Linked DNA regions of Homo sapiens: regions 2 and 3 are each linked to region 1. Evidence: read pairs that join two places in POLR2A ChIA-PET (ENCODE). Cell type or tissue: MCF 10A. All regions are shown on one strand. Links, peaks and the distances in the headings refer to the core of each region. The heading gives the core; the rest is flanking DNA. Region 1 overlaps MARCHF10 (membrane associated ring-CH-type finger 10). Region 2 has its middle 68 kb from the start of MIR633. Region 3 overlaps MARCHF10 (membrane associated ring-CH-type finger 10).

Region 1 (7,835 bases), core at 1,958-6,957:
TCACTGCAACCTCTGCCTCTCGGGTTCAGGCAATTCTCCTGCTTTAGCCTCCCGAGTAGCTGGGATTATAGGCACCCACCACCACGCCCAGCTTATTTTTGTATTTTTAGTAGAGACGGGGTTTCACCATGTTGCCCAGGCTGGCCTTGAACTCCCGACCTCAGGTGATCAGCCCACCTGGGCCTCCCAAAGTGCTGGGATTACAGGCATGAGCCCGGCCCCCATAGTCTTTTTATTATGCTCATCAGACACAGTTTTGAACTACAGACATTTGTATAATGCCTTAGTTTACCAACACTGTCAGCCACTCGGGGGGGGGCGTGGCTTATTAATTACCATCCCCATGGTACCCAACACGGTGTCTTGTACACAAGTGACTTTAGTTTCCTTATTTTTTATTTTTAAATTTAAAAAATTTTATTTTATTTTTAATTGACAAATAATAATTGTATTATAATTTCTGAATGAATAAAGCAATATAAAAACAAAATAAAAGAGTTTTAGGATGAAATGCTATATGTTATAAAATATGTGGAATGCAGGTATGAACCTGAATAATTTTATCTCACAATTTAAAAATTTTAAAATTTTGATATCTGAATTTTAACGTCTTTTCAATTATTTATTTATTTATTTAGAGACAGGATCTCATTCTGTCTCCCAGGCTGAAATGCAGTGGTGTGATCATAGCTCACTGCAGCCTTGAACCCCTGGGCTCAAGTGATCCTCCCACCTCAGCCTTCCAAGTAGCGGGAATTACAGGCTAATTTTTAAATCTTTTGTAATGATGAGGTGTTGCTGTGTTGCCCAGACTGGTCTTGAACTCCTGGGCTCAAGTGATCTTCCCAACTTAGACTCCCAAAGTGTGGGATTACAGGCATGAGTCACTGCGCTGGCCCTTAAATGGTTTTTAATAAGTACTGTGGTTTTAAAAACTGGAAACATTTTTCAAAATAGAGAATTTAAAGAAAATGTAGTAAACAAACACATAGCGCTACTTACAAAGGAAAAAAAGACATTTTATTATAATCTCCTCTCACACAATGTCTGCGCTGCTAAGACCAATCAACACAGGGAACCCTTTGGGTCAGAGGTCACCAATCCTCTGCACCAACAATTCACTGAGCTGGGATAACAATTGGTGCTTCTATCAACCCGGCCACATGGCAGGATCACCCTCGTGCAAGGACGAGGCTGTCTTGCCTGTGCGTTGAAAAAGGCAGGACAACTTTCTGGAAGCATCTGCAATTCAAACGGACGGTTCTCCCATTTTAATGTCATGCCCTATTTTAAAATTACCTAGAGGAACTCAGACGAAGCACAGAAATGAAGGAGAAATTAAGCGCTGCTGGCTTTGCCCAAGATAGCTAGTACTTGTTTGCTGCATTAATGCTGCTGAAGATCTCCAGCACCCTGGTCTGCCTACAGAGGGGTTTGCACACCAGTATTCCAATTACTCTATAACCTGATCATAAAAGAAATAGCCAGTTCAGTCTGGTGAGTTATCTGGCGGAATCTTCAACCACAACAAGATGACCTCCCTTATAATGTACAAGTGAGTCCTGGGTCAACTTCAGGCCGTTCTGAGTTTCCTCCATCTACTCAGAGCTACAACCCTGCCATTCTTATGCCTTTGCATCCTTGCCTACCTGTGACCAAAGGAACCTGGTGTTTTAAAGAAGCCATCTGTCCCTCTGTAGAGTGGTATGCCAGGAAAAGAATGCTTTATTTAGCTGGCTGGCTACTCTGGTCACCACTTGTTCCGGGGTTTCAAGAGGGTCTGATCATAACTGACTAATCTTCTAGCCCAAATGGCCACTGCAGATTGGCAGCCTTACCAAACCATTCTCCCGTCAATCATTTCAAGCCAGGTCATGGAGCATTCTCCACTCCAAGTCACATTATCCCCTTTCTTCTCTTGCCCACAGTAAGGATCCCTATTCTGGCTATTACGGCGATATGGTTACAACTTTTGATAGGTGCACATTCCTAAAACATTCTTGCAATCAAGGTAAGAGGTGGAGCTCAGACACTGGACCAAATTGAGGACTAGATAAAACGGGGATGGGCTGCAAGCAGCTTTCCATAAGACATGCCCAACAATGTGCCATGTCAGTTTACCATTGCCATGGCAACACCTGGGAGTTAACACTCCTTTACATGGCAATGACCTAACGACCCAGAAGTTAATACCTTTTCCTAGAAATTTCTGCATAATCTGCATGCTATTAAAAGTAGGTATAGCCTGGGCGAAGTGGCTCATGCCTGTAATCCTAGCACTTTGGGAGGCCAAGGTGGGTGGATCACCTGAGCTCAGGAGTTTGAGACCAGGCAACATGGTGAAATCCCATCTCTACTAAAAATACAAAAAATTAGCCAGGTATGGTGGTGGGTGCCTGTAATCCCAGATACTAGGGAGGCTGAGGCACGAGAATCACTTGAACCTGAATCGCTTGCAGTGAACCGAGATCCTGCCACTGCACTCCAGCCTGGGTTACAAAGTGAGACTCCATCTCAAAAAAAAAAAAAAGAAAAAAAAAAAGAAAAGTAGGTATAAATATGATTTGAGAATGGCCCTGAGCTGCCACTCTGGGCACACTGCCTATGGGGTAGTCCTACTCCACAAGGAGCAGTCTGTCTGCTGCTGCTGTGCACCACCACTTCAATAAAAATTGCTGCCTAACACCACCGGCTTCCCCTTGAATACCTTCCTGGGCAAAGCCAACAACCCTCCTGGGCTAAGTCCCAAGGCTGGGGCTCACCTGCCCTGCATCACAACTGTCAGTCATCAAATATGCATGGAGCTCCTATTATGTGCTAGGCATTGGAAATATAACCACAAACAGTGCCTCCTCTTTTGACTAGCTCCCAGCCTAAGGGAGGAGGCAGACAGAAAGATGTACCCCATGGTGGGCATGAGCCCAGAGGGTGTTCTAAGAATACAAAGACAGGACGAGCAAAACCATTCAACCCCCAGGAGAAGCTCCAGAAACTTTTTTCAGAGGAGGTGCCCTCAGAGTTGAGGGTGCACAGAGGCTGGGCAGATGAGCTCGGGAGGTAGGCAGGGGTCAGGCACACAAGGGCCTTGGGTACCTTGCGAAGGTATCTGAATTTGATCCCAAAGACAATGGGAAACCACTGAAGAATGTTTAATAAAGGAGTGTTGTGATCCAATTTGATCCTAGAGGTATCTATCTCTCTTATAGCAGCCTGGAAGACTGCCTGTAAGGGGAAAAGTAAAGACAAAATCATTAGGGAAATGACAATAATCCAGACAAATCCAAGCACTTTGGGAGGCTGAGGCGGGTGGATCACTTGAGGTCAGGAGTTCAAGACCAGCCTGGCTAATATGGTGAAACTCTGTCTTTACTAAAAACACAAAATTAGCCGGGCATCATGGCGCACGCCTGTAGTCCCAGCTACTCAGAAGGGTGAGGATCACGCCACTGCACTCCAGCCTGGGTGAGAGAACACGACTCTGTCTCAAAAAAAAAAAAAAAAAAAAATCCAGACAAGAAAAGAGAGGGCCCTACAAAGGCAGGTAAAAGTGGACAGATTTGAGGGAGAGGAGAGGAGACAGTCAGGTTTCAGTGTTTGATTGCTGGAAGTAGGAGGAGGAGCAGAAGAAAGAGAAGGCAGAGTCTAAGATAATTTCCAGGATTCTGGCTTGGGCAGAAATAAGAACTTCAGGAAGAGGAAACAATTTGAGGGGAGATGATGATGTATTCAGCACCATGAGCCTGAGGGGCTTGTGGGACCTGCCACGGTGAACAGAGCAACGGCTAAAATGGAAAACAAACTCAAAGGAAAATTCCCACAGATCTGCACTTGTCAAACCGTGGGCTGCACATTCTCTCTCCATGACGTGCGTTTCAGGCTCCAGATGCTGCGTGCAGAGCTGCGTTCTTACCCAGTGCACCTCGAGGGCGCAGAATCTGAGCTAGAGTCAAGAGGGCGGCTGTGAAGAACACCACGCCAGGTGTTAAGGGTGACTCACAGCCTCCCAGGGTGGGGCCCCCTGGCAGCTAGAACCAGCGTGTGCATGCGCGACCTGCCTCATCAGCACACAGGCCTAGGGCCAGAAAGAAGAGGCCCGACCCACAAGGAATCTGAGAATGGGCAAGCAGAAATTAGAGAAAATTAAAAGCATGATTCATGGAACACATATGCCACATCCTAAGCCGTGGCTGCTTTCATGACACTGTAAAGGGTGTCAGTGGGTTGACATTGACAGATTAATGGGAGGATGTCTCCCCAAGAGCCGTTTGAAAGTGGAGAAGCTGAAGGTTTCACGGACACGATAGGATGAATCAATAGGGAATGAAAGGAGTCATGCAGATATACCCAGGTCATAGAAAAACACAAAATGCAAATCGAGCCAGCCTCCACGGACAGCTGAGTCACCCGAGAGCTAATATTTGCTAGGAGCCGCAGTATGCAAAGCATTGTGCTATGGATTATGCAGGGCTGGATTCTGGGAAACAAAACCCTTCCCTGGCTCATGGGGTCTTGTTTTGTTTTTGAGCTTGACTATAATCTGGAGCTGTGCTGTGCCACAGAACTTTCTGCAGTGACAGAAGTGTCCTAGATCTGCATGGTCCAATATGGCAGCCGGATGGCTGAGTGCAGTGGCTCACACCCGTAATCCCAGCACTTTGGGAGGCCGAGGCGGGTGGATCACCTGAGGTCAGTAGTTTGAAACCAGCCTGGCCAACATGGCAAGACCCTGTCTCTACTAAAAATACAAAAACTAGCTGGGCGTGGTGGCGGGTGCCAGTAATCCCAGCTATGCGGGAGGCTGAGGCAGGAGAATTGCTTGAACCTGGGAGGTGGAGGTGGCAGTGAGCTGAGATCTCACCGTTGCACTCCAGCCTGGGTGACAGAGCGAGACTCGGTCTAAAAAAAAAAACAAACCAAAAAACAAAAAATAATATGGCAGCCACTGACCAGACGTGCTCTTGAGTGTGTAACATGTGGCTAGTGCCACTAGGGATCTACACAGTACATTTAATTTTAATTAATTTAAACTTAAAGTTTAATGGCCACATGTGCCTAGTGGCCACTGTATTGAAAGGCACAGTTTTAGACCTTTGCTGCTCTCATGCATGGCTGGACATTCTGACTTTTTAAGCCATTGCAGGCTACTTGAAAAGACTTTATTTTTTATGTTAATCTCTAAAATTCGTGTGGATTCTTATGAACAAAACAATTACAGTGTTTACGTTGGGTAACAGCCTTCCTCTGGAGGCGCACCTTGCTTGCTGGTACAGTCAAGTGACTTCATTGATGTGAACAGCACACTGGGCCAGGCCTGGGGCACTGCCAGCTGCTTCTCGGTATCAGGTTCACTGCCTACGCCTCCTTCCGATGTAACCTTGAGTCCTGGTGACCTGGAATCTAAATATTTAGCACTCGGTTGCCACCAGTGAAAGGACTAGAATCTTATTTTTATTAGCAGAGCAAATGGTGCACTTAAAAAACTGACAGTGATCTCTACCTTTCTTCCCCATGAAGTAAATGCAGTGAGAACGTGTTCTCAGTCCTTGAGGCTTGTGCATTTGGAACGACGTCCTTTCCAGTGAGGATACAGGATCTTGGAAAGATGAGAAGGGCCCGTGATGTGTTGCTTTCTAGAAGCTTGCGGCTTACCATGTCCTGCGCCAATTAATCATTTTCATCATCTTCTATGGGGAAATCGGGGCTCCTGTCCCCTCTCTGTGAAGGTTCGTGGGGACAAAATTCCTTCCGTGCCTCTGTCAATCACAGCAAGCTCCTCTGGGCCAGCAGCGGTCTCGCCGGTGCCTGGGAAGGAGGGGCGTTGCTTTCTCCGTATATCCAGAAGCCTCTTTGCTTTTTAGTCTACTAAATTACCCACTTTCTAGTGGGTTATGCAGAGCCACTATTTATTTCCCTGTTAAATTCCAATCTGATGAAACAGTTCACAGGGTTGTACGTAACTCTGAAAAGGCTCTAAAATTAAGTTGCCATATTAGGTTGGCTTTTAAAAATGTGGCCTGGGACTGGGCTGAGGGATTCTAGAAGCCTCAGAACCTTCTCCTCCACCAATACCTGTTGGAGCATCACTTGCAAGTATATTTGGACACCAAGGCAGTTTATAATGTACTGTAATGTCAGTGTGCCACTTAGAAGTCTCCTTCGTTTTCACAATGATCCCACGAGATATGCATAATAAGTATCTCCTTGATGGGAAACTGAAGTGCTTGCAAGTGGTTTGCCTGAATTCACATTGTAATGAGAGGCAGAGCTGGCCTTTCATAAATGCTTTCTACTATGCCAAGCCACGACTGTAAATGTATTTAGGAAGTACCACTCTAAAGAACTTCTCAGCGCAGGCTTGATAGGTATTGCTTCATCTTGGACTTAGATGAAATCCAACTGCTGCATAACCAGCAGTTAGAGCCACTGGTTGTGGTGAGGAGGTTATGCCAGGATGAAGCAGCCAGCAGGTTAACTGTGTGTTTGGGGATCTGCCCACCTCAAGGCAGTTGTCTGGAAGGATACCTTGACACTGAAGCCATTATTTGATGGTAAATGCCTCGTTCGTTCCAGGCTCATCAGAATTGTGACAATTGGAGTCTGGGTTAAGGAATGAACAAGTGATGAAAACTGCAATATAAGTGTCAAAATTTGGTAGTGGTAAGAAGCACATAGTGACTGAATGGTGGAAAAATTTCCATGGATTAAGCAATTCACTTTCATAACAGCCACTCAATCAGAGAAGGAACCTGCCTTTACAAATCAGAGGCAAATGCTATTTCGAGTTTTCAGGTGCTGCAATCTCTAGGAGGAAATGACTTGGGATATTTCCACCTAGGGAGGAAGGCTTTGTTTGAGTTTACATCATCTCACTGAGCTATATATCATTCTCCTGCCCCTTTCTGATTGACGGAGAATCTTTTGCAACTCTAGTGCCTGATGCAACATTCAATACACTGAGCTGTGGACATTGGATCTGTCTGACCTTGGTTCTCTTTTGAGACATGCCAGCCTTCTTATTCACAGCTTCCCTTGAGAGACTAGCTCCAGGACCTCCCTGGAGTTGTGGACCCTGTGGGAAGAGGCTGAATAAGTTCTGCATCCCCTCAGGATGGGCAGCCTATACTCTGAAGGTTTGCAAACAACTGTTCTTTTTTTTTTTTTTTTTTTTGAGATGGAGTCTCGCTCTGTCGCCCAGGGTGGAGTACAGTGGCACGATCTCAGCTTACTGCAATCTCCGCCTCCCAGGTTCAAGCAATTCATCTGCCTCAGCCTCCCAAGTAGCTGGGACTACAGGCGCATGCCACCACGCCCAGTTAATTTTCGTATTTTTAGTAGAGATGGGGTTTCACCATATTGGCCAGGCTGGTCTTGAATTCCTGACCTTGTGATCGCCGGCCTTGGACTCCCAAAGTGCTGGGATTACAGGTGTGAGCTACCGCGCCTGGCCAAACGACTGTATTTTAATAAAAATTGGGCTAGGGGTTCAAATCTGGGAGGGGAATCTCCAAACCAATCCATGATTTTGGGGGTTGAAGATTTCTTGGATCTGGCTTGAGTTTCATAAGAGATCTCTGGCTTCATTTATATCAAGCAAAACCCAAAGGATTGAGCCAGGCAGGATGGACGTTATGAGAGCACAAGTTGAATGGCTGTTAAGAATGATGCATTCAGTGACACTTCCTCTCACCCTGCCCTTCCTCTGCTTTTGTGTCCAGGGGCAAATCCTCCAGTATCCCCCAAAGAATATCTCTAATGCAGAGAGCAAAGCAGAGGTGAATTTCACTGTGGAAAATTTTGATTGTGTCACTTTTCTCAGTAGAGAAGATGAGGCCTTG
Region 2 (7,835 bases), core at 1,539-6,538, 97 kb after region 1:
ATAAAAGTGCCTAGCCTGGTGCCTAATATTAGGTAGGCACCTGATAACTGATAGCATGCATATTCATATAAACAATCTTCCTTTTTTTTTTCTTTTGAGATAGAGTCACACTCTGTTGCCATGCTAGAGTGCAGTAGTGCAATCTCAGCTCACTGCAACCTCCACCTCCTGGGTTCAAACGATTCTCCTGCCTCAGCCTCCTGAGTAGCTGGGATTACAGGCGTTTGCCACCACGCCTGGCTAATTTTTTTTTTTTTTTGAGATGGAGTCTTGCTCTGTCACCCAGGCTGGAGTACAGTGGCATGATCTCTGCTCACTTCAACCTCTGCCTCCTGGGTTCAACCAGTTCTCCTGCCTCAGCCTCCTGAGTAGCTGGGGCTACAGGTGCCCGCCACACGCCTGGCTAGTTTTTCGTATTTTTAGTAGGGATGGGGTTTCACCATGTTAGCCAGGATGGTTTCAATCTCCTGACCTCATGATCCTCCCTCCTCACCCTCCCAAAGTGCTGGGATTACAGGCATGAGCCACCGTGCCCGGCCTTTTTTTTTTGTATTTTTAGTAGAGACGGGGTTTTACCATGTTGGCCAGGTTGGTCTCAAGCTCCTGACCTCAAGTGATCTGCCCACGTCGGCTTCCCAAAGTGCTGGGATTACAGGCGTGAGTCACTGCACCTGGCCTGCTTGTTTTTTTTTTAAGTAAAACTGTCGTGCGTCGTCCAACCCCACATCTTCACTGGTGCTGACAGTGAGGCTAAGGGCTGTGTATTAGGAAGAATGTCCTCCCTTATCCCATCTAAAACAGATTTCCCTCAGTATGATATGCTAGTGCCAGCCATCACAACGTTATGTAAGTAATTTTTGAAGCTATTTCTGTTTTTAGCCTATTCTACCTCTTGGGGGGTAATGAGTTCCATACATTTAGCAACCATTTTTAACTTGCTTGAAATCTTGAGAAAATCTCAAGAAACCTCTTCTTTAAAAAAATTGTTTAAATTGACAAATAGTAGTTGTTCGTATTCATGGGGTAGCTAGTGATGTTTTGATACACATGATGTATAATGATCAGATCAGGGTAATTAACATATTCATAATCTCAAACATTTATCATTTCTCTATGTTGGTAACATTCAGTATCCTCCCTCTCCCTATTTGAAACTGTATAATATATTATTGTTAACTATAGCCATCTTACAATGATGTAGAACAATAGAACTTACTCCTCCTACCTAGCTGTAATTTTGTATCCTTTATCAAATCTCTCCCTACCCCTCCCTTCCTCCTCCCCTTCCTGTCCTCTAGTATTCTCTGTTCTACTTTTTACTTCTGTGAGATCAACTTTTTTTTAGCTTCCACATATGAGTGAGACCATGCAGCGTCTTCATTCTAATAAGCTGGGGTTTGGTCTATTTTCACATTATCTGTACTTTTCATAATTCTTGAAACTGCAGTATATCCTGTCAACCTCCAGCCTTCACCCTGACCTCATACAGAAGCCCCTCCAGCCCCTTAATCACTTGAAATGCTTTGTGAACTCCCTGCTTTCTTTCTTGAAATGTATCAACCAGAACTGCACATTCCAGTCTGTGTTAGAAACAAAGGTTAGCCGGGCATGGTGGCAGGCACCTGTAGTCCCAGCTACTGGGGAGGCTGAGACAGGAGAATTGCTTGAACCCGGGAGGCGGAGGTTGCACTGAGCCGAGATTGTGCCACTGCACTCCAGCCTGGGCGACAGTGCAAGAGTCCGTCTCAAAAAAAAAAAAAAAAAGAAACAAAGGTAAAGTGATGTTTTCTTTCCCTACAACCCCCCCTACCTCACCCCCTTACTTTTTCTAACAATTTCCCAAACTTGGTTCGCCTTTGGGCGCCAGAGCACTTTCCTGAGCACTCTGCAATGAGTCCCAAGTCCCTTTCCTGGGTCACAATCGTTGGTTCATAGTGGCAGCAGCTCGTCCTCTATAGTTTGTACTTTTTCTCCTTGTCACTCTTATTTCCCACTGAAGTATATCTGCCAAAGTTGTGCCCACTCACCCAACCTCATTGCACCTCACCAGTTGGCTTCTGTCTGTATTTTTTTGTTTGTTTTTTGTTTTTCGTTTTTTTTTAGACAGAGTCTCACTCACTTGGTCGTCCAGGCTGAAGTGCAGTGGCACGATCTCGGCTCACTGCAACCTCTGCTTCCTGGGTTCAGGTGAGTCTCCTGACTCAGCCTCCCGAGTAGCTGTCATTACAGCTGTGCACCACCATGCCCAGCTAATTTCTGTATTTTTAATAGAGACGGGGTTTCACCATGTTGGCCAGGCTGGTCTCGAACTCCTGACCTCAAATGATCCACCTGCCTCGGGCCCCCAAAGTGCTGGGATTACAGGTGTGAGCCACTGCGCCTGGCCTCACAGTCGGCTTCTTGTTGAACAGACATCTAAAAGCCTAGAGATTACACTCCTAAATTGTTGTGTGATCCCACCCGATTTTACCCAGTTGACTGAAGCTCTTTGGAAGTGCGGCTCTAAATATGTCATTGCTAAAATTTTTTCCTTCCACAGGGGATAATTAAATCATGTCAAATATAGAAGCGACTTGCTCATCCCTCCCAAGCAGATTTATGGAAACTCACCTGGAAACCACCACAACCTGGAAAGGTGGCAGGAGGATGTTTATCAGGCACGTATGAGCCCAGCTTCTCAGAAGATAGACACAGGTGCCTTTGTCTCTGAACAAGTGGCAGGAGCTGGAGCCACAGTCACACTGGGGTTCTGAGTGGCTTGAGACGGGACATTGTGAGGTTTACCAGGAGGACCAAAAGCACTCAAAGTATGTGGAGGTCAGAGCAGTGGCAAAGAAGGAGTCCAGGCGGGCTGGGGAGGGGTCAAGGGGCATCAGGCAGCACGTCTGGGAGCCAGGATGACAGATGGGAGATTCAAAACAGGGCACCACTAGAAGCCTGAAAGGAAGGCAAGGTTTTATCAGGGTAGGAACTGAGCTCTGGAGAAAGAACAGGACAACTGGCCATGGCTGAAAAGGGGGCACAGGGTCAGCAAGTTGAAGACAGATCCTTATGATAATGAACCAGGGTGGAAACAGGAAAAGAGGGTTTGATGCTTTCTTTGGGGCAAACGATTCTCTCCCTATTCCTGCAACAATAGCGCAGGTTCCTAGATCAGTCATTTGGTCCATTAGCAGCTAATGCTGGTTGTGGGTATCACACCAGTAGATGGCCATCACCTTCATAAAGCTCCTGCACAATGCTCAGCTCGTGAGTGCTCCAAGGAAAACATTTCTGTGGTGACTGTGTTTGGGATTTTTGCAAACTACAGGTCCTTCTTGGGGATTCACAGTGTACATTAGCTCTGAATGTGTACAGCGTGCATTTTAAACACTCTGCCAACTCCTGAGGTATAGAAATCTGTTTCATTGTTTTTAATTTAATGTTTCTCAAATGTAGTTGACACCCGGGTCCAACAGGATCCTTTTGCTATATAACAACCCTGAACATTCTGTGGACACACCTTGAGAAACATTGTTCTAGAACATTCCTAATCTGGTGTTCCCAGGCCCTTCACAGCCTGGGCCTGCCCTTGTTTCCCAACTTTTCCTTCCTTTATTTTCTGACATTCCAGCCACATTAAGCTCTTCCCTTGCACACGCTCCTGTTGCACATTTCCTTCTTTCTTGCTATAGCAGGTGATTCATCATCTGCCCAAAAATGGGAAAAAAGCTGAGCCCTGCTCACTTCACCTCACTGTCACCCTCATGTCTGTCTATCTTTTGAGACCCACCTCAAAAGGAGCCCTGGATTCATTCTCTGCCCCATCTCTGCTCCTGCCTTCCTGTTCCTATAAATAATCCTTTGCCGCCTCTGATCCCTTCTGTCCTGGTATCTGTTACTGTCAGGGCACTTCACATGTTTTACTTTGTATAAGGCCATTTATGCCTTTTTTATTCAAACAGAATCCACGTCTCACTTTTGTACCCACCCCCCTACCAACAGAACACAGCATATTTGTAGGATTGTTAGTGGGAGCAGAAAATATGATGCCAAAACTTCTGAGGTTGGGGTAAGTTCTCTTCTCAACATTCAGGCCAGAGTTGGCAAATACCTGGCTCACCTGCTGCCAACCTGTACTCTCTCACTAATGGCACAGACTCATCAGAGAAGGCCCCAGGAGCTTCTCAACACAGTGCTCCCAGCAGTCATGATCAATGGGTTAGAAAAGGCATGAGAGAGGAAATCTGTTATCCCTGATTTAGACCTTTTGCCAAAGTGAAAGTTAGGAGAATTTAGTAAGCTGAATGTGGGAGCTGTTAATGCTACAGACCAATGACTGTCCTCTAACAGAACAGAGCAATTAGCAAAAGTATTCATTATACTTTCATGTTCATGTCTAGTCTCAAGGCTAATTATTTGTATAATTAAGATGTTACCAAATGCAAACAATTGATGAGCCTGATTTCTTGGAATGAAACATGAGACTTATGAAATGTAAATAGCTGTGAATCACTAACAGCTTTCCTTTACTTAGGCATTCTACCAAGGCATAGCCCTGTTACATTAAAGAAACAATGGAAGTATAATCCCATTCATATTTTTTAGATGACAAAACAATATGACGTATGAATTTAAATCATAGAAAAAGCACAGGTTTTAATTCTCACTCCACCATTTTCTAGCTGTGTGCCCTTGGCTGTGTTACATAAGCTCAATTTACTCGTGTTACTTACAGAGAGATGTCAGTTTCCACATTCAGAAAATGGGTGTAATAGCCCCTAGTTCAGAGGACTGCTGTGACAATCAAATGAGTTAACATGTGGAAAGAGTGCACAATCAATGTGAGCCATTGTTTTCATTATTCTACTTGTATCTACAGATTATACTTTGACAATGATCGCTTGGATTTTTTACAGTATGTAAAAAACATTAGAGAGAAATGGAATGTATATAGATGTCTCGCTATAACACCATCTGTGTGTTACTGAAAAGCTTCCATGGTCTAAAAATGGCCACAAGCCCCAAAATAACAGGGTTGGTGGGGAAAAAAAAATAGGGTTGGGACAGTCTACTCAAAACCTGGCTGGGTGCAGTGGCTTACGCCTATAATCCCAGCACCTTGGGAGGGTGAGGCCAGAAGATTTCTTGGGCCCAGGAGTTCAAGACCAGCCTGGGCAACATCATGAGACCCTGTCTACACACACACACACACACACACACACACACACACACACACACACACAGACACACACACAATTAGCCAGGCATGGTGGCACACACTTGCAGTCCCAGCTACCCAGGAGGCTAAGGCAGGAAGATTGCTTGAGCCAGGGGAGGTTGAGGCTGCAGTGAGCTGTGATTACACTACTACGCTTCAGCCTGGATGACAGAGCAAGGCCCTGTCTCAAAAACAAAACAAAATGAAAAACAAAAACAACAACAAAAAAACTATGCAATTGTAACCAGAGCACTCACAAAAACAATGTCAAAACTAATGAAACATTACCCCAGTAAGCCTCAGCTTTCACAAACATTTGCACACCGCATCCCAGCCTTGAACCCTAGGGCTCCTCCTGCTGCTTTGAGATATAGGCCCTGGAGGGCATTTGCTTCTAATAGGGACCAGTTTTATCAAAATTAAACATTTGATTTAAAGAGCGGTGTTCTTCGCTAACCCATCCTTCTAATACAAAGAGAAACGTTTTCACTGCTTCTTCAACAGCACCCTCAGTTTTTCCAGAAACTTGACAAGAGAACAGCATAGTGGTTCCCAAGTCACTAAATCAGTCAGTCCCTGCAGCTAAAGAAGGCAGCTGTGTGTATTCTCAGCTTTTTCTTAAGGCCTCCATAGAGTGCTAAGGTTTCCTCTTATTAAAGAGGTAGTTATTGTGAGAAAGCTGGCTCCTGGCTTCAAAACATTTACATGCTGGGGGAAAAAAGTGCATAGGAACCCACATGACATCTGTGTTATACCAATTCCCCTGTTTACTCATGGCTTGTGAGGTCGCTCATATATAAGAAACATTTGTAGCAACAACAGTTTATATTGAATATCTCCAATCTGCTAGTTGATGTGGTAAGAACTAAATAGAAGCCATGTGATTTAATCTGCACATTAGTCGAGTGTGGTAGAGGTAAGGTATCCTTACCTTTGAGGCTTAGAGACATTAAATAACTTGCCTGAGATTACAAGTTTTTAAGTAGTAAAGCCAAAATTCCTACCTGGAATCTAACGTCAAACCTCATGCCTTTTGAGATCACACTATCCCTACTAAGGATGGCTGGAGGCAGGAAAGAAGACCGACATCCCTGGCCATGGTAATGAGTGAAAGCCTGATTCCTAACCACAAGTCACTAACATTTAATTGCATTTAATCCTCACAACAACCCTGCTACACAGTTATTATTACCACCAATTTATCGATGAGGAAACTGAAGCTCATTCATCAAAAGACAAGCCACCCAATTTTTAAAAATAGACTGAAGATTTGAAGGAAGAAACGTCCATTAGAAAACATGCAAATCAAAATCACAGTAAGATGGCACTTGACACCCACTAGACGGGTGGTGATTATAATAAAAAAGACATAATAACAAGTGTCGGTAGTTGGTGATGATGTGGAGAAATTGGAACCCTCGTACACTGCTGGTAGGAATGTAAAATGGTGCAGCCACTTTGGAAAACAATCTTTCAGTTCCTCAAACAACTAAACAGAGTTATCATATGATCCAGCAATTCTGCTCTAGATATATACACAGAGAAATGATAACATATCTACACACAAAAAGGTACATGAACATTAATAGCAGCATTATCCATAAAACCAAGTGGAAACCAAAATTTCCATCGACTGATGAATGGATAAATAAAATTATATCTGTTTAATTAAATATTTGGCAAGAAAGAAATTAAATGCTGATACATACTACAATCTGGATGAACCTTGGAAACTTTATGCTAAATGAAAGAAGCCAGCCACAAAGGACCACATATTGTACGATTCTATTTTTTGAAATGTCCAGAATGGGCAAGTATATAGAGACAGAAAATAGAATTGTGGTTGCTTAGGGGTGAGGATGATGAAGGGTTTGTGGGGCAATGGCTACGGAGTACAGGGTTTCTTTTGGAGTGATGAAAATGTTCCAACGTTGATTGTAATAATGGATATACAACTCTGTGAATATACCAAAAGCCTTCGAAGTGTACACTTTAAATGGGTGAATTGTGTGGTAATTGAATTATATCTCAATAAAGCTGTTTTTAAAAAAAAAATCTTTAAAAGATTTGAACAGGCACTTCCAAAAGGAAGCCATCCAGATGGCCATAAGGATATTTTTTTAAAGTGTTCAACATCATTAATTATCAGGGAAACACAAATTAGAACCACAGCAGGCTATCTCTACACAACTACTAGGATGGCTAAAATTACAAACACAAAATTTTGGCAAGGATATGGAGTGAAAGAGTTAAAAATATATTACCCTGGCATATTAACTATTTAAGCTAAAGGCACTTGAAAAATAGCAGATGCAAAAAAGAAAAAAAATCACTTTGACCTTCATGCTGTTTCTTAAAAGCAGAAGATGAAATTCCTGTGTGAAGATGCCCTCCCTATTCTAGGAGAAGAGGCAACAGCCTTATCTTCAAGGACAAGAAGTAGAGACCAAGAGAATTCTGTACAGACCTTGTCAAAATAACTCTTATCATTTAACCCTCCCCACATAATTTAGTTGCTTCTTCACAACTAACTATTGTCCAGTTCAGTAGATAAGTAACTGACTCTAACTTCTTCCTCAGGTCTTTGTTTCTTTCTGAGGACTCTTGTGCCACATAAAACTTTTATTATGCCTTT
Region 3 (7,835 bases), core at 1,300-6,299, 55 kb before region 1:
ATGGTTACTTTCCCCCTCCCCCTGCTGGAAGCATGAAGGAATTTTTCTCTGCTATTCACTGTAAGCACCTGGTTGCACTCCTGGACAGAAAACTCACTGAAGTGTGGGGATACCCTTATGACAGGGTCCCCCTGGAATTTTTGACTCTCAGACTTGTCTACACTGAGCATCCAGCAGTTCATTAATTACAGCTTAAGATTGCTTGTCCAGCACTGGTTTCCATAGAGCTTTCTGCTCAGGAGTCTCTGCTCCGGTAAGTTGTGATTTTTTTTTTTTTTTTTTTTTTTTTGAGATGGAGTCTCACTCTGTCGCCCAGGCTGGAGTGCAGTGGTGCGATCTCGGCTCACTGCAACCTCTGGCTCCCAGGTTCAAGCGATTCTCAAGCCTCAGCCTCCTGAGTAGCTGAGATTACAGGCATGCGCCACCACGCCCAGCTAATTTTTGTATTTTTAGTAGAGATGGGGGTTTCGCTGTGTTGGCCACGCTGGTCTCAAACTCCTGACTTCAAGTGATCCGCCCACCTTGGCCTCCCAAAGTGCTGGGATTAGTGATTCTATCTGCCTGTCTTTCCAATTTTAGGGGCAGTGATTTGCTCTGTGACTTCACTTCTCTTATGGATCTAAGAAGGGTTGTTGATTTTGCACTTTTTAAAGCTTTTTACTTGTTGTTAAAACGAAGTGACAACTTCAAACTCTTTACATACTGAACTGGAAAGTGTACTAAGTCTTTGAAACTTGGTGTTTAAAATTAGGTGATATATTACCCCCCTTTTTTTTTTTGGTACTGTGTCTTTGAAATTTGGTGTGTATGTGACACTTACAGGATATGTTGATTAGAACAAGCCACCTGTTCATTAGCCACAAGTGGCTTGTGACTTCTATATTGAACAAAATAGTATTAGGTTGGTGCAAAAGTAATTGTGGATATTGCCAACAAAAGTGGCAAAACTGCAATTACTTTTGCACCAACCTAATAGTTCTAAATGGAAGACTGTTTGCCTGAGAATTGGGTGATTAACTGTTATCTCAGGCACAAATCAACTTCCCACTTGAGGGTAACTAACTTTTTTACAATATTAGAAATGCAGTCCAAATACCCTAGGAGAGTTAATTCACTAGGTGATAAAGATCAGCCAGTAGGCATTTACCTCATGTTCATTAGCTGTATGTAGGTAAAGCAGTTCCTTCTTATCCCAGGGTTACTTGGTATTTAAATTAGGGACCATTTCCTCCAAGACCCTGATTTTTTTTTCTCTTGTTATTAAATTACTTCTGCAAACGTGGGTGTGGAGCTTGCCAGAATTTTTTGGTATTTTTCTGTGTCCAGTTGCCCACTGAAGCTTCTTACTTTTGTTCCCAACAGCAGGGCAAACTCAACCCAGGACAAATAAGACTTCCAACTCTCGGCCAGGTGTAGTGGCTCACACCTGTAATTGTAGCACTCTGGGAGGTGGAGGCAGACAGATCACTTGAGATCAGGAGTTCGAGACCAAGCTGGCCAACATGGAGAAACCCCATCTCTACTAAAAATACAAAAATTAGGTGGGTGTGGTGGCACACGCCTGTAATCCCAGCTACTCAGGAGGCTGAGGTGGGAGGATCGCTTGAACCTGTGAGGCAGAGTTTGCAGTGAGATTGTGCCACTGCATTCCCGCCTGGGCGACAGAGTGAGACTCTGTCTCAAAAAAAAAAAAAAAAAAAAAAGGCTTTTCAACTCTCTAATACTCTAATTTAGTGGCAGGTCTTCTCAGAGAAGTAAGCTAAATGGATATTGTCAGACTCCTGCCAGCAGAGACCTTCTACATTTCTTAGATCAGGGAAGGGGAATGTCTTCTCGCCCTGCCCCTCTAACATACTTTAACCTGTGGAGGCAGAGTGGCCACATTTCTTACCTGAGATTGCTGGTGCTTCTGGTAGAACTCAATCATGTTAAAGTCACCCAGGTCAACCAGCAGGCCTTGCTTACACATCTCACAGGTCTTCACGGCACCAAGATCTGCTCCTTAAATTGGATAAAGAATTATATGTACATATAACCATGGGTCTGTTTGTGTTAGCACTTTGGACAGGTGATATTTGGGGAGTGAACTTGTGTGTGTTATGAATTCTGAGCTTCAGTGACCTTCCTTTAAAGCCAGCCATCTTCTGTAGAAAATGACCTTGAATCTGAGAGCTGAAAAATTTCCTTTGTAGTCATCTATTATGCAAGCTTCATAGAAGTGAAATTCCCACGACTTTTAAATAGCAGATCTTGCTTTCTATTTAAATATAAACAGGATGGTTCATAAACTTGGAATTGCTGCACAGAGGCTAAGAGTCTGTAACACAGGTGTTTGTAAAAAGAGTGACTATTCAGCTTTTTTTTTTTTTATTGTAGACCCAACACAGGTCCAAGTAAATAAATTAGTGAGGACCAAAATAGATGGCAGAAGCTATTCTCGATCAATGGCTTAAAAATCTGCCTTTACTCCTGCCCAGGTAACATTGCCACCTGAGAACAGTGAGGGAGCGAGGGGCCAGGTGTGGGTACTAGTTACAGTAGTACCCAGGGCCAGCTCATCAGCCTGAGCTCAGACTCATCGGGGAAAAGGAATATGAGAAGGCTTCCTTTGTTGCTGTTTTTATAAAAACAGGCATTCTAGATCAGCATTTTTATCCTATTCCCCAATGCAAAAGTGGAGGATGCAGAGCTGGGCTGTTATGTCTAAGCAAACATTCTGCCAGACAGTTTCTCCCCCTTAGTTGCGGCTTTTGACTAATGATGTACTGGTGTTTATTTTATGCATTAGAAAATAAAAGACCTATTAGTTACCTGCATGTATTTGGTAAAAATAGGGCTTGTGCAGTTTCATACCTCCATTCTATTTCCCCACTGGGGATATAAAGAAACAGTAAATAATAGAGACTTTCAAAGGGCAAGGATGAACAGGAAGTAATCCCTTATCTGCATTTTGTTCGCTTGACTTTTTTTTTTTTTTTTTTTAGCGTCATTCAGTAACGCTTTAGGCTACCAAATGTCCCATGAGTCTTCCGATCGAATCCTACTGAACACACCCATACAAGCGTTGACATTTATGAGCATAGCAGCATTTTCATGACATGTTTCACAGGTAACTTTTTCTGTGTTAGATGTTTAATTGGCCCAAATTTCTAGGAAGATAAAGGATTGCATGGCAGAGTCGTTAGCAACCAAAATCTACTCGTTTTCTTCCCTCTCTGAAGGACTGAATATTTTGCTCGTTATATGGATATGCGTTTAAGCATCTTGATCAGTGGACTTATATTTCTTATGCTAGGGAAGTTGCATAAAACGGGCTCCATGGATGACACAGTAATATGATTACCCCACGTGTTCATTCTCTGATTCCATGGTGTGCTGTCCTTGGTGAGGGGGCGTGGCAACACCTCATGGGGACAGGGTAAAGCTCTAAGTCTCCCTGCAGCCTGGATAGTGACGGCTAAGGAGAAGGATATGGAAGACGGGGAGAAATAGGATCTGGCTGTGGGGGGATATGTTTTCAGAGATGTGTGTCTGAAAGAAGCCGCAGCTATTTTCTGATCAAGTTGCTCTTTGCACTGATGTTCCATGCATTTTTTTTTTTTTTTTGCTTAAAGTTGATCTCATTCCTAAAGCCATGCTTTAAAGAAACCTTCTGTTCTCTGCCCAGAAAACTACAGCCGACCTACCGATGTGGTTGTATTTAGGTTATAACCTGCTCAGGGAGTTGAGAAGGTGCCGCACACCCAGTTATAAGATGCTAGGGAGCTGACAAAATCAGCACATGGAAATTTCTTTATCTAATATGGTTCTAGACAATCAGATCAGCACTCTTATCCCTATTGCTAAAAGGCAGCTTTGTTTAGTTTCTTAGGTGACCCCCAAATAAAAGGAAGTAGGATGTGTGTGCTGGGGGTCTCTCATGAGGGACCTTCTGAAGTATTTTGCTGGGTGTCTGCTAGCTGGGCACGGCTACTGTGTGTCTGCTGAGCTTCCACCGCTGACCCACTTCTATTTCCTTCCTCCTGAGAGGCGATCTTAGCATCTCTGCTCAGGCCTCAAGCAGAGGTAGAATTCAATAGCATTTGTTCCCAGGAGTCTTCTCTCAGATAAAAGCAAAAAACAAAAAACAAACCAAAACAAAAACAAACAAAAAACCCCCAACTCCCTCCCATAGTTTAAAGACAGCTTTTATGAGCAAGGATCTGGAGCTCAGCCACGTGTCCCTGAGTCGCTGTTCTGCGGAGGAGAGTGAGCTGATGACAAGGCTCCGGGGCCCACACCGTGGTGCCTCATGTTAATTACATGTCGTGGCACGTTCACTGCACTTCCTTCCCCACCTACCTGATGTTATTTTCACTTTCAGCCACTTTTTCAGGCACTCTTGATGAACAAACTGCAGGCTTCCCACACAGCCGCAAGGCTCCAGGAGGGGGTTGCTTGGGGAACCCCCGGCTATCTGACAGATGCGACACAAGTCTCCCTCCTCCTCGGAGTCCTCCTCCAGGAGACTAAATGTGAAAACAAGCCCTCGTGACCAGGAGGCTACACGTTTGCAGTTTCTACAAATACCAGTTCCCAGAGCATTGACAGAGAAGGAAGAGGGCTCCTGGTACTCACCCGCTGCCCCCTCTGACCCTAGTGAGATGATTTTTGATAACACAGGCACAAATTCTCTCTTTTTTTTTGAAACAGAGTCTCACTCCGTTGCCCAGGCCGGAGTGCAGTGGCACAATATTGGCCCACTGCAGCCTCAACCTCCTCAGGCTCTGGTGATCCTCCCACTTCAGCCTCCCAAGTAGCTGGATTACAGGTGCATGCCACCACACCTGGCTATTTTAAAAATTATTTTGTAGAGATGGAGTCTCACGATGTTGCCCAGACTGGTCTTGAACTCCTGGGCTGAAGCGATCCACATGCCTTGGCCTCCCAAAGTGCTGGGATTACAGGTGTGAGCCCCTGGGCCTGGCTGAGGCACAAATTCTTGTAACAGGCTTCTTTGCAATTGTCAATACGTGTGAGCTGACATGGAGGACCAGCACTGCCACCATAAATCAAGAGGTAAAGGGAAATGGCTACAGAATCATTTTCAAACTGGAGTCAAGGCCAGGAGCCCCTCTCCCTGCCAGGAAGTTGGTGGGGGTGGCATACTGGTGAGTGCATGGGATTCGTGGTCAGGGGGCCTGGGTTTGAGGCCAGCCTCTGAAACTTGTGAGTTGTGTGACTTTGGATAAGTTCCTTAATCTTCCCAAGACCCTGTTTCCTCATCTGTACAATGAGGGTCATGGTGATAACACCACTGCCACCTACTTCCTAGGGCTGTGGCCAGGCTGGCTACGTGTGACAATGAGGAACCTGTTCTGCAAACTGTAAAGTACATCTAGTGTCTGGCAAGGTGTTGTGCACAGAGTTCACTTAATAGATGTTGGTTTAGGTGGATGATGAACCAATAAACCTGGACACAATCTCCCGAATAACACCACACATGCCAACAAATGACATCAGCATTCCAGAATGTAAGCGGCTGGAATCTGATGAAGATAAGAACTAACGAAAATGTAAGTAAAGATATTTGTGTCTAATAAATGGTGAGTGAAGAATAGCTGGTCGATGTTCATGTTGGGAGGTTTTAAGAAGCCTAAGGCTATTTTCTTTTCTTTAGAGTCCTCACGGGACTGGGGGCCATCTGGTCAAGGAAAGGAAACTGGCTAGAGACTAAAATCAAAAGAGGAAGAAATGGACATTGCTCTGGATGGAGAAATATATGCTCAATTTCTTGAAAGACTTTTTTCCCCATGAAAGGGCAGCTCAGTGTAAAGAAGCAGAATTACAGTTTTCCATTATGGACATTCTCAATAACTTAAAGACATTTTCAACATTCAGACTTCAATACATTTCAACATAATTTCCATATTTTCGTAAGTAATCAGGAAGAACATGTGTACATGGGAGTGAGTGCTCCAACTGGTGAAGATAAACTAGAGAGAGATCTTGCAAGTTTGAGAAGGTAGGCAGAAAAGTGGTAGAAGATTATTTTTTGTTGTTGTTGTTTGTTTTGAGATGGAGTCTTGCTCTGTCACCCAGGCTGGAGTGCAGTGGCTCGATCTCAGCTCTCTGCAACCTCTGCCGGATTCAAGCGATTCTCCTGCCTCAGCCTCCCGAGTAGCTGGGATTATAGGCGTGCACCACCACACCTGGCTAATTTTTGTATTTTTAGTAGAGATAGGGTTTCACCATGTTGGCCAGGCTGGTCTCGAACCCTTGACCTCAGGTGATCCGCCTGCCTTGGTCTCTCAAAAGTGCTGGGATTACAGGTGTGAGCCACCACACCTGGCCTAGAAGATTTTTAATTTAGGCAACTACACGGGATTTGCATTTGGAAACAAGTGCTCTAAATCAGTGGTTTCCAATAGAAAATAAATGACCATCAGGTTCACCGGTAGAGATTTTACAAACAGATTCCTGGGCTCCACCCTTAGAGGTTCTGGTTCAGTATCTGGGGCCCAGGAACCTGAACGTTAAGATGGTCATGCAGGTCTGAAGATCACTGATCTCAACAGGAGGACGAAGGGCTCTGTGGTGAACTTGTTATGGTTGATAAATATCTGACTCTTAACTTAAGGTCCTCCATCTTCTCAAAGGTATAGGTGGGGATCCACTGGCTACCCTACTTTGCAAAAAAATTTTTTTTAACAAATAAAAGTGAAGAAGAGACAGAAAAGCACAGAAAAGAAAAGGAGAATCAAGCATAAAATCATTACCCCAAAGTAACTGCTTGTTAATAGTTGAGTCTGGCCGGGTGCAGTGGCTCACACCTGTAATCCTAGCACTTTGGGAAGCCGAGGCAGGAGGATGGCTTGAGCTCAGGAGTTCAAGCCCAGCCTGGGCAACACAGCGAGACCTTGTCTCAAAAAAAAAGAAAAAAATATATAGCTTGGTGTACTAGCCTTTGGTATTACTCCTGTGCACATACTGTTTTATAGAATTGAGACTGCTTTTAGGATTAGCTCAAGATAGCAGGCTAAGCACCCCCATCAGTCTCCTTTCCCACACAAATCTCTTAAAAGACCAAAAAAGAAAATTAAATAGAATGAATCCACAATAGTGCTGGAAAACAAGCAGGCCAGAAATAATGAGGAATTCTTGGAAAGTCGATGAAGATATGATGATATTGACGAGAGGAAAGGAAATGGCAACCCAAGGCATTCTCACAGAAGCATGGAGAAGGGAAGGGCAGACCCAGGGAAATGCCAGGCTTGGGCTGCACCAATGCAGGGGATGGGGCAATTATGAGGGTACGAGCTCAAGAACTGCTTCAGCACGAGGGGACCAGCTGCTGCCCCCTTTCAGATACCCTGTGATGCAGGCAGCAGGTGGCATAGTGCCTCTCCCAGGGGAACATTCTGTCATTGTATTCCAAAGAAAGGGAACTCTCCATAAAGGTCAAAGTTTTTTGTCTTGCTAGAGACAGGTCTCACTCTGTCGCCCAGTGGCAATCATAGCTCACTGCAACCTCAAGCTCCTGTGCTCAGCTGATCCTCCCACTCCAGCCTCCCAAGTAGCTGTGACCACAGGTGCACGCCACCATGCCCAGCTAATTTTAATTTTTTTTTTCTTAGAAACAGGGTCTCCATTGTTGCCAGGACTGGTTTCAAAGTTTTGGCCTCAACCAATCCTGCCTCAGCCTCCCAAAGTACTGGGACTGTGGGGAGTGAGCCACTGTGCCTGGCCACAGGTCAAAGTTTTTCAAAAAGTTCACGAATGACATTCAATTACACAAAACCTCCCATTCAGGAAACTGGATCTCAGAGGAGAAAAAGCACACAATTGCCGGGGAC

What was found. Peaks named below come from ENCODE experiments on the same cell type or tissue, not always from the same donor. Only the 100,000 strongest peaks of a DNase experiment are listed, where the experiment ranks them.
Region 2: POLR2A ChIA-PET joins it to region 1 with 19 read pairs; 2 of 35 experiments call an interaction of 5 or more read pairs at or near these places.
Region 3: POLR2A ChIA-PET joins it to region 1 with 10 read pairs; 8 of 35 experiments call an interaction of 5 or more read pairs at or near these places.

What each region holds. Positions count from the first base shown.
Region 1 is chr17:62,775,198-62,783,032 of GRCh38, forward strand. All of the region lies in intron 3 of MARCHF10 (membrane associated ring-CH-type finger 10), which reads right to left. Among named protein-coding and RNA genes, the nearest start is that of MARCHF10, 29 kb to the right of the region's middle. In MCF 10A, for the core only: no CTCF peak of the experiment used is centred there; DNase peaks (open chromatin) are centred at 3,994, 5,294, 6,434 and 6,764.
Region 2 is chr17:62,872,659-62,880,493 of GRCh38, forward strand. No RefSeq gene overlaps it. Among named protein-coding and RNA genes, the nearest start is that of MIR633, 68 kb to the right of the region's middle. In MCF 10A, for the core only: no CTCF peak of the experiment used is centred there; DNase peaks (open chromatin) are centred at 3,583 and 4,563.
Region 3 is chr17:62,720,597-62,728,431 of GRCh38, forward strand. MARCHF10 (membrane associated ring-CH-type finger 10) reads right to left here. Exons shown (of 11, transcript NM_152598.4): 7 at 4,342-4,508; 8 at 1,892-2,001. All of the region lies in intron 2 of MARCHF10-AS1 (MARCHF10 antisense RNA 1), which reads left to right. Among named protein-coding and RNA genes, the nearest start is that of MARCHF10-AS1, 18 kb to the left of the region's middle. RefSeq lists an enhancer at 4,333-4,412. In MCF 10A, for the core only: no CTCF peak of the experiment used is centred there; a DNase peak (open chromatin) is centred at 4,285.